Regions from separate parts of the Homo sapiens genome. Here region 2 is linked to region 1. A link is a contact called in ENCODE POLR2A ChIA-PET data. All regions are on one chromosome and are shown on one strand. Each heading gives the region's core, a stretch centred on a gene start or an enhancer-like site at or near the end of the contact. The rest is flanking DNA. Distances are from core to core; before and after follow the strand shown.

Region 1 (5,159 bases), core at 319-2,818:
TTTGCTAGGTTATCTAAAGGGAGATATGCTTTCTCACATTTGTTTCCTTGAACTTACTTTTAATGTTGCCTTGTAGGGTCAAAACTTTAGAAATACAGCTTTCTCAGGAAACTTGGTCCTCAGATCTTTCAGACATTATCTTCCTTTAAGCTTATTGTCCTCTTGGGAATTGGCAAAGGATTCCCACCCTTTAAAAAGATAGGAAATTGTAAAATCCACACTTAAAAATTAATCTAAAATTATTTTTCAGGAAGAATTTATACAATGGCAACTAAATGCCCTGCAGCCAATTATGTTTATGATTCCTGCCTCATCTCCAAATGGTACTAGAGTTTGAGTCATATGAGAAAATTAATTGGGTTGGGCTTGATTGTACATGTATATGTATATAATAATGTTCTGGTTATAATGCAGTTTGCAGTTTTTCTAGTTACAGCTCAAGGCAAAGATGAGAAGCAACACCTATGGGCCTGACTGCCTCTGTCCAGTACTACCATGCCCCATCTCTAACTACTACATTTTTTCCTATTGAATTCTCCAGTCCATGTAGCATAAGTCCCTTCCTGAACTCAGTTTATTTTTCTAACCCTGGCTGCACGTTAGGATCACCTGCGAACTTCTAAAAGAATTCCAAAGCCTGAGCCAAGCACCTAGAAGTTCTGACTCATTGCCCTGGGGTAGGACTTTGGCATCATTATTGTTTTAAAAGATCCCCAGATGATTCCGATGTGGAACCATGTTGAGAAACACTAATCTAGCCTAACCCAGTGAGGTTACAAATGAAGAATTTCACCAGAGAGGTCAAAGTACTTGATTTCCCACAGCAAAGAAATTCCATTTACTGGGTTGAAAACTCCCATCTGTTGACTTTAAATCCAGCATAACAAATATGAGCAAGGTTTTAGAAGGTTTTGGAAACTCATCTGCAGAACAGAGCAAATACAGGCCTATCTAAAAGCATACCTCACAGTAAAGATGGTTAAAAACCAAAACCGGAGGAGGCAGAGTACTCTTGGTGGGGCTGGTAGTGGGGGGAATGGATGATTTTCCAAAAGAGAAAACACTTGACCTGGGTCTGAAAGGCTGGGTATGATTTAAGGCAGGCACTATTGTTCACTTGTTAGCCCCAGGGCCATGCTACTCCACTTCCTTCAAGGAAACAGAGGGAAGCCGGCAAGTGGCTGCCTGGGGTGTGTGTCCACACACCATATAGAGGCAGTTCTTCAGCTCTGTCAGCCATGGCCAAAGCAGGCAGTATTTGAACCACCTTGGACCACTCCTGAGGGGCAGCATCAGACACCAGGCATCCTTTCAGACACCATTCTTGGAGTCTCTTCCCTCCATCACGTAAACCTCACAGCCAACAGTGAAGGCACTGAACTCCTTCCAGGGGCTGAGCAGGCTGCCTTGGGCATGCTCTTCTTGACCTTAAAATCCACCTGATAGATCTGGTAGGGAGGTAGAAATTTTGGTGGTAGGAAAGCCAGCAATTATCAGGTCAAAGGGTTTCTGATAAAAGGAGTTATTCAGCAGAAAGGTAATCAGATTATGGGAGCCTTAAGTGCCAGTTTGGGCTAAATTCTCTGAGTCACTGGCAGATTGTAAGTAGGGGAATGACGTAATAAAACCACTGCAAAGCCAGGAGTTTGTGATGGGAAGATAGGAAATCCCTTTCTTTTTTTCCCACATGGGAAATAAAAATCTAAAGATGTGTGGGGAAGCTCCTTAGAGTGCCAGGACTTTCAGTATCCCCCAATTTATCATTAGGTTCTGTCCAGACCTCGTTCCGCACACAGTAGCCTAGAGACACCTCTGGAATAAGGTGTGACAAAAAACAAGGAAATAAATTTATTAATTTTGGAAAATGCCTTCTTTTTCCTAGGCCTCCCTCATAGACATTTTCCTGACAAGTCCCCACTTCAGGTTTCAGAAAGAGATGCACCATCGTTTGGAATTCTGAAGAAACTCAAGTTTCAATTGAGCTGAGTCTCAGTGGCATGTATTTTATTACATCTAATGCCATTTTAATGTACTTGAAACTGGGGAGATGAGGGCAATTGGTACACATGTGTAAACCACTACAAAAAGTTCACCTGAGTGTAGAAGGTAGCCAGTAGCCTAAAAACCCTGTATTTTGGAGGCTGTTACTTCATAATCTCTATTATGAAATTGGGAAAAATTATGTAATTATCTCTCTAAGATGGTCTTAGATCCACTGTTCAATAGAACTTTCTGCAGAGATGAAAATATCTTATACCTGGGCTGTGTTAAGGTTTAAGGACAGCACTGGTATAAGATATTTTCACCTTTGCAGGAAGTTCTATTGAACAGTGGGTCTGAGACCATCTTAGATGATACATGTGGCTTGAAACGTAGCAGGTGCAAATAAGGAACTGAATTTCAAATATAGATATATTTTTATTTCAGTTAACTTGAATTTAAATAGCCACAGGTGGCTCTTGGGTATCATAATGAATAGGGCAGTTATGGAGCATCATTAAAGTCCCCATTCTTCTCAAGTCCCAAAGAGGTCCGTTCAGGTAATTTCTTAGCACCTATAATCACAGTGGGACAGATTAAATTACTTGTACTTTTCCATTCCTGTGCTTTGGAATTATAGGCTGTTTCTTTGTCCTGGAAACCAGATAGTCTAATGTTTGTGGAAATACTACTTAGTAGTGCACTGCAATTATAATACTTTATTGTAGGAGGATGCAGCCAGGCCTTTTTTTTTTTTTTTTAATCATCTGTGTTTTTAGTTTTAATCTTAAAAGGATTATAAAAATAGTACTGCCTTGTGGGAGAAAAATATGCTTAAAGTCTATGAGCATGGAGTGGTAGGGATTATAAACCGTTACAAACTTCTCCTGGAAATTCTGGGGAAAGGGAAGTTAAAGCGGCCAATAGAAATCTCCTAGGAGAAAACTTGCCCTGAAGGGATGCTTTTAATTGGGTTCAGTATTTATCAGAAGAACCCTGCAAAAGTGGTTTCCCTGAAGGCATTTGGATTTTCCCCTGTGAATAAATTTCACCCACCTTGGTCACCTCTGTGCTGTATTCTCCTAGAAACTCACCTTTATTTGGCATGCTGTGACTTAAATCCTCCAAAAAAAAAAAAAAGCCTTTGAAAAAGCCTGTGGGTTTTTTTTTTTTTTTTTTTTTTTTTCTCTAAAATGTTAATTTCCTTTCTTTAGGCTTGTGTGGGCTTTGACTGGAAACTTAATCTGTGTGCCTGGGCTCTGCATTAGGTTTCAGTCATTGAAATGGGGCTTAATAAGAATTACTTGATACCTTAGGAGTCAGACGAGCCTTACATTTATCTTGGGCTCAGGGATTTGCATTTTGAGAGGTTGTGCCAGCTGACATGAGCCTTTACAGGTTTCAGCTTGTTGCAAACCTAGTTGGGTCCATTTCTCTCACTTCTGAGACCTTTTGCTGCTGCCACTCATAGCTAACGTGTTTTCCATGGAACACTACTCCTTGTCCCTAATTGTCTTCTCTCCCTACCTCAGCAGTGACACTACAGACAGCCAGTCATTTAATACGAGACTCATTCCTTAAGAAGTTGGGATAGAACTTTAATTACACAAGGCATCCAAGCCAGCAGTCAGGGCCCTTTCCAATGCGATTACTTTTCAAGCTCTGCCCTGCTTCTCCTTCCATTTCCCTCTGGGCCTTCGTTTTCAGATCTCCTCAGAAGCCGAGGAACGCAGGTCCTTTTGAATTTCTTTAGATCAGTGTTGTCCTATAGGACTTTCTGCAATGATGAAAGTATCCTGTCTATTCCTGGCCACATGTGGCTATTAAGCACTTGAAAATGGCTGGTCTGACTTGGAACTGAATGTATGATTTCATTTAACTTTAGTTAATTTAAATTTATAAATCCATGTGTCCTCATGGCTACTGTGTAGCTCTATCTAGATTATGCCCTTGACTTTTGAACAATGTGTCTTGGGAGAGTTCTCTTGGCTCTGGCCCTCCACTTTCATGAACCAGCTCCTCCCAGTGGGGAAAGAAGAACTCTCTTTGACTTCAGAACTGACTTCCTTTTATTGCTAAGTTAGACAGGCTAGGCCTTGAGCTTAAAACTCTTCACCAACTGTTTATACCCTCCATACCTGGCCTCAACATGTCCTTTTTTCTCTGTGACTATATCCTTATTCTTTATCCAGCAACAGCAAATATGCATTAATTTTCTGCAGATAAGGTTTCCTTTGGAACTTAAGGAAGAGGTATGAAACTTGGCTTTGGAGGACTTAGGGATAGGAAAGCCATCACCAAGTGTTTATAGAGTACCAACCACCGTGTGCCAGCCAATGTTTGAGATTTGGGGAATACAGAGTGAATTAAAGTCCATGTGTACAAGCTAATAAACAAGATTCTATCAACATGTCAGCAGATAAGTACAGCGCGAGGGTCTGAGAACAATGGTAGATGCTTGTAATTTTAGAAGCGGTTGTCAAGAATGGCATCTTTGATAATGTGATATTTGAGCAGTAATTGGTATGAAATCGGGATGAAGAAGGCAGATCTCTGGGTTAAGCGCATTCTAGTTGGAGGGAACAGCAAGTACAGTGTCCTAAAAACAGACTGTGCTTGTCATTTCCTCCCCTCCTCCCCCATGGTTTCTCATTTTTGCTTCTCTTTCTAAGAGTTACATTTATAGGCATACATTTTTACACTGGACATCACAAGAAATTGAGCGAGTTCACAACTCCACTGGTGCTGGTAAAAAGATTATGCTAAGATGGATAAAAGACTATGAAACATAGTCAAAATGCACTTCTCAGTCACCTCTGGCCATACGATTTTACACATCTGGGTTCTCACCCCAGAATGAGATAGGTTTAATAGATAAGATTCAGTGTGGGGCAAATCTAAGGTGCCAAAGTTAGGTACATACTAGAACTTCCATAAAGAGTTGTCTTAAGAAATAGAAAGCATTATAATTTGACTTTGTAGCCAAAGGTCATTCAAAACATTTCAAAGTTTAGATCACTTATTCCAGTTTTATCTCTAGTACTAAATGTTATTTCAGCACACAAATGTGGTCATTCCCCATGGATGGAAGGAGCCAGCTGTGTTCCAGAACTATGTTGGAAGATTGCACCTTGAAGACTGTGTGCATGGTTCTCATTTTCCATCTTAAAATCACTGCT
Region 2 (5,128 bases), core at 2,336-4,835, about 27 Mb after region 1:
CCTTCCCCCAACAATAAGTTTAACTAATGAAAATATTCAATGGAATGAGCCATTTTAATCTAAATGGGGCTATTTCCTGCTTTTATAATGATTACAGTTGCTTTTCATGACATTCTACTAGAAGCCATCTTACATTACTGTTGTAAATCTAGTTATTCATTAAACGGGCACAGTAATCCCTAAATTGGCTCAGGTTATTGTATAATAAACAACAATACTTTCTTCTTCAGGAGCTTGAGAAGTGATCTTGTATTTTTAAGGTGCCTAACTAACTTTTCATGGGAAACTGAGTCCATGTACTGGGAAGAAAGCTTTTTGGGGAAAATGATTAGAAAACCAAATGGGTCTCTTTATGACTGAAGTGATGAACCAGCAGGTGAGAGTAGGTATAGATGGTACAGAGGACGGAATTACTGGGTATTTTAATCAGGCCCACTTAGTATCACAATTTATTATTCTATTCTATTTTTATTATTATTTTTTGAGATGGAGTTTCGCTCTTGTCATCCAGGCTGGAGTGCAGTGGCGCTATCTCAGCTCACTGCAACCTCCGCCTCCCGGGTTCAAGAGATTCTCCTGCCTCAGCCTCCCAAGTAGCTGGGATTACAGGCATGCGCCATCACACCTGGATAATTTTTTTGCATTTTTAGTAGAGATGAGGTTTCTCCATGTTGGTCAGGCTGGTCTCGAACTCCCGATCTCAGGTGATCCGCCCGCTTTGGCCTCTCAAAGTGCTGGGATTGCAGGTGTGAGCCATCGCGCCTGGCCAGTGTCAGGATTTATTCTGTGGGAGGGGAGGAGGACAAAGAAAAATACTGAGCTATGTTTGAAGCTCCTGCCCTCTAAGAGCCTTAGAGCAGCTGACTTAAATGTGTTCCTTTGATAAACTGTAGATGGTTGTTGTAACTCTTCTGCAAACTGTTTATTTTTAAAAACAATTTGATGAGATTTTACTTATGCCCATTGTTTGAGTACAGCATTTACCAAAGAACAATTTTGGCCAGATCCCATGCAGTAGAATGCCCTTGGCCAAAATTTTCTTGTACTATAAGCAAAGAAGCAGTTTGGTTTTTCACTTAGGCAAGACTGCCTATCAGACTGAGTTATTGTGACAGAGCCGCTGACTCTCTCCCTTTCCCCATTATCAAAATCTGGCTTTTCTAAGCAGCGCATGTAAAAAGCTTGGCAAGGAGGACCCTTGTCCTCCTACATATTATTCTTTGGCTCTTCTTGGTACCAAGAATACATACAAATAATGCTGGCTGTGTACTGAATGTTGAGGTGTGCACTGTTGAGGATATTCATCCTCTAATATAACATCTAGTATTTCTCACACCTTCCGTCTGCTGAGCATTGGTCTATCTTACTTATACTACTTCTAATCCTCGTGAACTCTGCAAAACTAGTGGCTTTACATCTATGAGAAAAGAAAAGAACTTTTATCGGAAGAAGGTGAGTCCTTTTAAAGTATCAGGCCTGGAAAGACATTAAATGAGACAGCGAACACATCCTGCTACCCTCTTTGAGCTATGTATTCATTGACTTTTTTTTTTTTTTTTTTTTTTTTTTGAGGCAGAGTTTTGCTTTGTCACCAGGCTGGAGTGTAGTGGTGCAATCTTGGCTCACTGCAACCTCTGCCTCCGGGGTTCAAGTGATTCTCATGCCACAGCCTCCTGAGTAGCTGGGATTACAGGCGCCTGCCACCTTGCCTGGCTAGTTTTGGTATTTTTATTTTTATTTATTTATTTTAAGACAGGGTCTCACTCTGTCACCCAGGCTGGAGTACAGTGGCGCGATCTTGGCTCACTGCAACCTCTGCCTCCCGGGTTCCAGCGATTCTCCTGCCTCAACCTCTCCAGTAGCTGGGATTACAGGCGCCTTGGCACCACAGCCAGTTAATTTTTTGTATTTTTAGTAGAAACGGGGTTTCAGCATGTTGGCCAGGCTGGTCTCGAACTCCCAACCTCAGGTAATCCGCCTGCTTTGGCCTCCCAAAGTGCTGGGATTACGAGTGTGAGCCATTGTGCCCCGCCTATGTATTCATTTCTTAAAATTGGTTGCTGGCTAGGTGTGGTGGTACATGCCTGTCCTATAATCACAGCACTTTGGAAGGCCGGTGCTGGAGGATCTATTGAGGCCAGGAGTTTAAGACCAGCCTGGGTGAGATCACATCTCTACAAAAAAAAAAAAAAAAAAAAAAATTATCTGGATGCAGTGGCACAAGCCTACATAGTTGTAGCTGCTTGGGAGGCTGAGTTGGGAGGATAGCTTGAGCCCAGGAGTTTGAGTCTGCAGTGAGCTATGATTGCGTCACTGCACTCTAGCCTGGGCGACAGAGTGAGACCCGTTTCTAAAACAAAGAAATTGCTATTGTCACAATTAGTTATAAATTAATCTAATAATGCTGCACGCAGTACCATAATCCACACCCTATAGCTTAACGATGGATGGCCAACCACTAATCAATGCTATTTCTGTACGCCAATGAGAATTCCTGACAAAAAACTTTGTATCAGCCCCACTCCCTGTCTGTCCCCTCTTTTGCTTTTAAAAACCTGCTTGTAACAAAGGCCAAACAGAGCTCATATCCAAGGTTACTTGGGCCTGAGTCTTTCAGGCAGCTGTCTTCACTTTGGCTCAAGTAAACTCTTTAATAGTTTAAATTTTAAGCCTCTGCCTCTTTCTTTTAGGTTGACATCTGTTTCCATTTTACAGATGAGAAAACTGAGGCTCAGCTCTGCCTCACTTTACAGGTCAGGCTTAATCCCTAATCCCTGCCTGCATCATGCTGTAAAGGACTTTTGTGTCAAAACTGAGTTTCACACTCTGTAAAGTAAAATAGATATATTGTAGTGAGAGGGTGTAGAAGAGACTGTTTTCTGCTTCTGTGGATTTTTTTTCTTCCTGTTTTGCTTTGCTCCAAACTTTACTCATTTGCGCTTGATTCATGTGAAACTGAAATTTCCTTCTACAGAACAAAACTTTTTGGGGGCTACTTACCATATCTTTTCCCACACCGTGGAGCTCTGACTGGGACCTTTTCCAGTTTTTGGAGACATTGCTCCAGTTCTTTCCCTGCCTTTGGTTTCCAGGGGGCAGTAATGTCACCGCAGGTGTGGACAGTAGGGACCAGCTAAAGGTTGCTTTGGAGGAGGTGGGCAGGGCTTTTGTTTGTGAGGTCTAGAAACCAGAGGTGAGGAAGGAGGTGTCCCTGGAACTCCCCCTGGCTGCAGGGCTCACAGCACACACCATGACACCACAGGGGTGTGTGTGTGTGTGTGTGTGTGTGTGTGTGTGTGTGTGTGTGTGTGTTGAGGGGAGTGTTGTTGAGAGCCAACTATGCCAGGAGATCCTTGGTGACAGCGGACATAGGCACAGCTATGCTCTGTCAGGAATGAGTTCACCCACACCCTTTTCTTCTGCTACCTTGTTTAACTGGTGGGAGGGTGTGCTGGGTTGTGTTTGCTGGTGAGCCCAGCAACTGCACCCTTCTTTCCAGGCCTAGCACCCAGCCTTTATCAGTCTCATGGCCCTGGCACAAGTGGGCAGCCTGCTTCCAATCCAAGCAGGCAGCTTTCCGCTCATCTGCAGGTAGCCTCGTGCTGTGGCAGCACAAAGTTGTGTGAGCCAGAGCTGAACTTGTGATCCCCACGGGCATCTCCTGAGGCGCACCTCTCCTGAGAGAGAAAGCTGGTCCGTCCAGCCCATTCAGGGCTCAGCCTCCCCAGCCGTCGCAGGGCTGGCTTGCTGAAAGGTCTGGGTGTTAACACAGCACTCCTGTTCTCTCTCTCTGAAGGCCCTTTATGCTGGCATGAATTCCTTTTCTCATAGAGATCTGAAAGCTCTTTTGACTAAATGGGTCACCTTTCTGAGTATTTTCATAAGGCTGTCAGCCTTTACCATGCCAGACAAGTTTTCTGGAATTTCCTTTCCAGAAAAAAAAAAAAAAAAGGCTACTAAAGAGGTTGGAGTTATTTGGAACACAGGGTGGAATTCTGGCATTCGAACTATAGGGAAACGGGTGGGGATTTGTGGCAGGCACTATGTAAATTTGCCGCAAGCCCATAAATTCAGACTTTAAGATGAAAGATGGCAAGCAGCAGTCAGCTTTCCTTCAACAGGCAGGAACGGTGCTACCTTCCGCCTGTGCTGAGTGTGACTGAGGGAGAGGCAGGCCTCCTAGGGAGGCCGGGGCAGGAAAGGTTTCTTGGTGGCTAAAATAGGATTTCTCAGTTTCCCCCGTGTCCCAAGAAAATAAGTTCTTATCATGCTTGTACCACACTTCTTGTGCGTATCACCCTGGTTTCCCTGCACCTCCTTGAAGTGGTTTATCAGATTCCAGGGACACAAGAATGGTTTGGCATCTACAGCCTATTGTGGGAGCAGGGGCCCGGCCTGGTGCTTCTTGCCCAGGAACAAACTGATTGTTCCCTTGGTGTGGGGTAAAGCAGGCCAGAGTATGGGACCAGGCCCTGCCTCCCAGGGGACCTGAGGTGCAAGGTCTTTGAGCTGAGACCCTAAAAGGCCTTTGTGAGTCTGTAGTGCTATCAGTTGAGCAGAGTTCAGGGTTCTGTTTACAAGATTCCCTCTCAGCAGAGGCAGGGAGGGGTACCTGCTGGAAGACCAGGAATGTGCTGCTGCTGGGATGGGGGCCCTCGGTGGAGCTTCTAGCCATCTGGAGGCAGAACCCAGAATGTGTTCTGAGTGAGGCGCCTTGGCAGAGTTGGCTTGAAAGCACCTAGGCAGTGGCTTGTCACATTCCTTATCTCCACCAAAGGAGGCAAGCTAGCACCTGGGGGATGGCTCTCCCATCAGGGAGTCCTTTACAGGATGTGATCCAGGTGTCACATTACACTTCCTGCAGGTGTGCACCTCTTACCTAATTGTCTCTCCTATCCCTTTTTCTCAGCACTATTGTCTGACATCCATGGGGAGTCACACCCAAAGTTGGGCATGAGGTCCTCTCCTGGGCACCCAACACCTTGTTTTTTTGTTTTTGTTTTTTTTGGAGATAGAGTCTTGCTCTGTCACCCAGGCTAGAGTGCAGTGGTGCCATCACAGCTCGCTGCAGCCTCGACCTCCTTGGCTCAAGCGATCCTCCCACCTCAGCCTCCCACGTAGTCAGAAT

Evidence for each region. ChIA-PET counts read pairs that join two places held with the same protein, here RNA polymerase II (POLR2A).
Region 2: POLR2A ChIA-PET joins it to region 1 with 10 read pairs in activated T-cell. The contact joins two enhancer-like sites. POLR2A ChIA-PET finds 5 or more read pairs at or near these places in 2 of 52 experiments (activated CD4-positive, alpha-beta T cell and activated T-cell).

What each region holds. Positions count from the first base shown.
Region 1 is chr3:30,625,388-30,630,546 of GRCh38, forward strand. All of the region lies in intron 1 of TGFBR2 (transforming growth factor beta receptor 2), which reads left to right. It also overlaps the pseudogene KLHL25P1. Among named protein-coding and RNA genes, the nearest start is that of TGFBR2, 21 kb to the left of the region's middle. Within about 2 kb of position 1,569, at least 10 of the 41 ENCODE cell types and tissues checked have a DNase peak (open chromatin) inside an H3K27ac peak, as active enhancers do.
Region 2 is chr3:58,016,785-58,021,912 of GRCh38, forward strand. The region is part of intron 1 of FLNB (filamin B); the gene reads left to right. Among named protein-coding and RNA genes, the nearest start is that of FLNB, 11 kb to the left of the region's middle. RefSeq lists enhancers at 2,989-3,971, 3,972-4,952, 4,953-5,128. Within about 2 kb of position 3,586, at least 16 of the 41 ENCODE cell types and tissues checked have a DNase peak (open chromatin) inside an H3K27ac peak, as active enhancers do.